2 separate regions of the Homo sapiens genome follow, and region 1 is linked to region 2. A link is a contact called in ENCODE Hi-C or POLR2A ChIA-PET data. All regions are on one chromosome and are shown on one strand. Each heading gives the region's core, a stretch centred on a gene start or an enhancer-like site at or near the end of the contact. The rest is flanking DNA. Distances are from core to core; before and after follow the strand shown.

Region 1 (2,700 bases), core at 201-2,700, 2.1 Mb before region 2:
AGGCAGGAAGCCAGCTAGGGTGGGGGCGATAGGGTCAGCGGGTATGTCCCACTGTTGGAGGTCACTGGTATTCTGTTTGTTTTTGTTTTGTTTCGTTTTGTTTTTTGAGACAGGGTCTCGTTCTGTCGCTTAGCTGGAGTGCGGTGGCGTGATCATGGCACTGCTATTCTTGAAGCACTCCACCCACCTGGGCTACTTTTTCTTTAGTGCAGAGGTGCACTGTCTTCTTTTAGGTGGGATCGCGTAAGCATGAGCTGGTAGAGCACGGAGAGGCAGGCAGCCAGGTTACGAAGACTAAGCCAATTATTCACTGAAGTCATCCTCCTCCCCCCCACCATTCGATTTGATCTACCTCTAAGCCAGGCTGTGAAGAAAAGGAAGGCACTTTAGAAGACCTCAGCAGTGTGGTTCTGTGTCTACTTCCATGACCTGTACCTGAGTATCTTAGCCAGCCAGCCTTAGGAACACCACCAAGGTTACTTTGAAATCTATGTATATAGCTAGTTACAGACGGGAGCTATGTGTTTCTTCATTATTTTGCAGCTCCTCGTTGTTCCTGTGATTCCTGAACACCTTTTTGGAAATATGGGTCTCTGTGAGTTTTGAGCACACTACTATCACTTTGGATAGTCACTCCATTTATATTTTTATAAACTTCCATTAGAGAATCATTAAGGCTGTTTAATATCTGCTCTGGATATTACGCATTGGCTTTTTGTTGCCTAGTGCTACAAACCTTCCTGTGGGACTCAGTGTCTTCAGGCAATGATTGTGTATCCTGTTACAGATGGTTGTGATACAAGAAGAACCACTCTTCTTTGAAAATAAACTCTTGGAAGCTTTTGCCAGCTATTTGGGGGGTAGGAGGAATATTAGCAACTGTATTGGTTGTCTACAGATACAGAATTGCCTGTTGTGAGGGAACTGATTGTTTTGTTGGGAAAAGAAATTTACCAGGAGAAAGAGTTTTGTGCTGTATTGTGAGAGATCTCGCCTCTCAGTTAAATGAGCCCTGGGTTAAAGTCAGTGTGAAGGGCAGCTGTGTGCGGGCACGAGCCAGAGTGTCTGCCTCAGACTAGATTTGACTTGAGTTCTTTATGACCCAGGACTCTGGATAATGTGAATTTGCTTTCCTATTTAACTAGAAGATACATGTACTATAGATCATTGTCTCATTTTAGTGATTGTTCCTTAAACTAGTGAAACTAGTGGATTTCTCTTCTTCCTCTTTATTTTCTGCATGTTAAATGTGAACCTTAGTGTATTTGTATTTTGTAGAAAATAATGAAAAATTTTAATGGAGAATGATTTAAAAACATTTACAATACATTATTTTTGCATCTGTGTTGTTGCATTCCCATTGGCTGAGCTTTGGGCTGGGTTTTTGTTTGTTTGTTTTTTGCAGTAAATGGTGTTGAGCATAATTTTTTTCATTTCCCTTAGGGCAGCTTCCTCTTCTGGGTGAATAAGATCAAGCCAAGTTTGGCTGGGGCGGCCTGGGTTCTCCCCTCTGTTCCAGCAAGAGCAGGCAGAGGCCATCCCCTCCTCTTTCTCTGAGGCCCTCTCTGGCAGGACTTGGTATCTGAAAGGGCTTGGACTTGAAGGAACAGCCTGTTCATGTCTGGAGGCAGGATTTGGTTTTGTTCTTCCCTTCTTGTTCAGAAAGCACCAAGATGCAAGTACCTTGTCTTGGGTTTTGACCATTTGCAAGTCATAGAGAGGACTTTCCATAGATTTGACTTTTCTGCCCAAATGGTATGGGAAAAAACTAACCTTTGTGACTAACATATTTGGTGGTGTTTGAAAAAAAACGGCCCTTACAAATGCACTGTTCTGCTATAGGAGATAAATCTACTGGTCATCACACAACATCATGATGAGCATAATGCCTGGTACATAGTGAGGTTTTAATAATTGAAGGATTTGAGAAGAAAACTGCTCTTCTCTGGATGTCACTTAGATATGGATAGAATGGCAACAGCCATATCAGCAGAACCTGCTCCTGTTCCTCTGCCAACAAAAATTCCAGCCATGTGTCTGATTCTTTTTTGCCTTTCAATTTAATTTAGTTCTACAGATTTGAAAAAATGATGTGTTTTATGGAAGGCTATGGGGATACTAGTGGAGAAGACAACAATAAGAAAAGAAGCTGTTAGTCTTATTAAGGAGTCAGGATCAGTACAGATGAAACAGGAAACAGCAGAAAAAAATACCCAGGGGTCAAAAACAAAGGCAGTCTGGGCGCGGTGGCTCAAGCCTGTAATCCCAGCACTTTGGGAGGCCGAGGCAGGCAGATCACCTGAGGTTAGGAGCTCGAGACCAGCCTGACAAACATGGTGAAACCCCATCTCTACTAAAAATTAGCCAGGCGTGGTGGCAGGCGCCTGTAATCCCAGCTACTCAGGAGGCTGAGGCAAGAGAATCGCTTGAACCTAGGAGGCAGAGGTTGCAGTGAGCTGAGATCACGCCATTGCACTCCAGCCTGGGTGACAAGAGTGAAACTCCATAACAAACAAACAAACAAACAAACAAACAGAAACAGTAGGGTTGCGGGTGGTCAGAGAAAAGAGTGGTCAGTATAATCAGAGGACGTTTTTTTGTAGGAAGTAGGACTGAAGCCGAATCCTGAAGCACTGGTGGGATTTGAATAAGAAGATTTGCCTTCCTTTACACATGTTCGTGTCTTCTTAGGATGAGGTA
Region 2 (2,700 bases), core at 84-2,583:
CTCCAACTGGCAAGCTGGAATGATGTTGGCACCACACGACAACAGCAGGGAGTCACAGCCTTTTCATAAATGCATGGAGAAATGAGGCATCAGCAGGTACAGGTTACAGTGACTCAGGTGGGGCACAGGAATTTCATGATTTTAAAAAAGGATTCCAGATTCTTCTGTTCTCCTTGCCAAAGGCTAGTCAATTTTCCCAGTTGCTTCTCTATTGCCCCCATCTTATTCAAAACTGCACAAATTCAAATGACCCCACTTCATCTAGACAAAAACGTAAAAAGAAAAGACAGTCAATCAAGATTCTGCTTGATTAACATCTTGGGAGAAGGCTAACATGAGTCTTCAGGGATGAAAATAAATGGCTCTGAGCCTGGGCTGTGGTCATAAACCTGACCTTGTCACTGCCTAAGCGAGGAAAGCAATGGAGGAAATTAGAGCTCTCGTTCCAGTGTGATTACAATTGTACCCTTAACAGGACATGACAATGTTTTTTGGCATTCAATTATGTTTTGCTATGCGTGCATGCATACACTCACACACTCACACACGCAGAGCTAGAATTGAAATCATCTCAAGTGAGAATTCTTGTGATGCATTTAAGGGGCCTGCATTTGACAAGTTGCTACCTAGTTATGGACTAAAATCTCACCAGGCACCCCCATAGCTTATCGCCTGTCATTTCAAAACAAAGACATCCTGCTTCCCCTTTCTGTGTCACACCTCATCGACTCATTCTCAGCAGACTCTTACTTTCATTACAAGCTCGGTGCCACCTCCCGGACTTTCATCAGATGAAAACTTGAAAGAAAAAAAAAACCCATTCCATGTTTTGACTTGGACTCTAGGTGTTGTTATTCTCTCAGTCCAGCTTGAGAAAAAAAAAAAAAAAAAGCCCACCCCACGAGGGGGCAGGCCTGCTTTCCTGTCTCCTGCCACCACACAGTCTCTGAAGTGTGTGAAGAAGAGAGGAAGAGACAATTAACACTCAGCACCAATCTGCATTTCCTTTTTAGCTGCCATTTACACGCTGCTCAGGTTTTGAAAACCAGCATTTCATGCTACTCCCTAGAGAGCCAGCACCAGCTTCAGCAGGATCCATCTGCACAGCACTCACATTGCTGAAATCTTCAGCCAACCCAGAATTCATTTATTTATTTTTTGAAAAAAAATGAGAGAGAGGAAGTGAGAGAGTACGAGTGAGAGAGCAAGCAAGCGGGTGAAAATAATAGATTAGAATCTGGTAATATTTAATGCGCACGCTTGACCAATCCCTGCGCTGGTCCAGGCAGGGGTGAGTCAGTGGAGTTTTTCTTTGATCATCTTCTAGATTAGTGTGAGCAGCGAGCGAATGAGCAAGAGCGTGTGACAACAGAGGATGACAGGCTGTGAGGTTCGAAGCAGGAAGGACACACTCCATAAGTCTCGGCACTGCTCATCAGCCCATGTGTCAGCACGCTCTTGCTGATGGGAGCAGCGGGGAGAAACGCCATACTGGGAAGTCACTGCTGGTGTGGGACAAGTTACAAGATGCTTCTGGGGGAGGAAAATGTGTATCATCAACTCCTCAGGTCTGGCCAACTTGCTTTATTTCCTTTAGCCCCCAAAGGGTGGAGCATTGAAGCATAATAGCTTCAATAAGCTTTGTTATTTTAACATTATTATTTTTTAAACTGAATTCACCACCACAGGAGGTCACAGAGTCAATGGTCACAGCTGGCTTTTAAAAAAGGGTTGAGTCACTTTGTGATTGATAAAACAGACTCAGCCTGAGATGAGGGCAATCAGGTTTCCTGCTTGAAGGCATCAGTTGATCACTACAGGGGTCGGAAAGAAGTGTTTTTCTTACGCAAGTTCTGGCATAATAGTCTAGGTGAATGCAAAAAAAAAAAAAGTTAGTCTTTTGATTTGTTTGTTTTTGTTTCTAAGAGAGAGCAGAGCTAAAAAGCCCATCCTTACCTCAGTAGACCAATGAGTGGTCTGATTCCATCTGGCTCTGCTGCTCAGATGGCAGTTGTGATGATAGTCATGCTACAGACACATTTACCAACTAAGCAGTGCAGACAGTACTCTGCATTGGCCCAGATTTACCTAGGAACAAGCACAGGTGTGCTCAGATAAGGAAAATACCTTAGGTCAGGAGGTGGGGTGAGCACATGGTTGTTAAAATAGAATTTAGTGAGTTAAAAAAAAAACCAGCAAACCAACACAAGACTCATAAGTACCCTATAGTATCTGCGGATGCCGTTACACGTCAAGTTAAACCACATCTTCTCAGGATACAGGGGTGTTTTGCAGCTCTCACATTAACACAGATGTGTAACGTGGGTTTCTCAGCCTATCAGAGATGGGGCAAGATAGGGTTATAATAAACAGCTTTTGTTTTTTTTGGCTCTGCCCTTACTAGGGGAGACTTCCAACCTTACCAATTCTCAAATAGTTCTTGGAGTCCCTGGTGAGAAGGATGCCCCTCTTCCACCATTCTGACTTAATGACACTGGAGCCACACTGCATGGGTTCAAATCCCAAACTCATTCCTCCACTCAAAATGTATTTAAGGGAGTGCCCACTGTGAACTTGACATTATTCTAGATGCTGAGGAAAGAGCCATTCCACATTTTCCTGTAATTTTGGTTCTAGTGAAGGTGTAGAAATGCAAATAAATAAACAAGTAAATGTATAATATTTCAGATAGAATATTAT

What was found. Hi-C counts contacts between places; a loop is a spot of excess contacts on that map. ChIA-PET counts read pairs that join two places held with the same protein, here RNA polymerase II (POLR2A). Pooled maps may share reads with other maps.
Region 1: a map with no recorded cell type shows a loop between it and region 2 (5-fold over the local background). The contact joins two enhancer-like sites. A Hi-C loop is called at or near these places in 4 of 37 single-sample maps with no recorded cell type and 6 of 50 pooled maps. POLR2A ChIA-PET finds 5 or more read pairs at or near these places in 1 of 52 experiments (activated CD4-positive, alpha-beta T cell).

What each region holds. Positions count from the first base shown.
Region 1 is chr3:112,116,866-112,119,565 of GRCh38, forward strand. C3orf52 (chromosome 3 open reading frame 52) reads left to right here. Exons shown (of 6, transcript NM_024616.3): 6 at 1-1,345. Among named protein-coding and RNA genes, the nearest start is that of MIR567, 5.4 kb to the left of the region's middle. Within about 2 kb of position 1,451, at least 5 of the 41 ENCODE cell types and tissues checked have a DNase peak (open chromatin) inside an H3K27ac peak, as active enhancers do.
Region 2 is chr3:114,212,983-114,215,682 of GRCh38, forward strand. No RefSeq gene overlaps it. Among named protein-coding and RNA genes, the nearest start is that of ZNF80, 23 kb to the right of the region's middle. RefSeq lists an enhancer at 754-1,427. Within about 2 kb of position 1,334, at least 12 of the 41 ENCODE cell types and tissues checked have a DNase peak (open chromatin) inside an H3K27ac peak, as active enhancers do.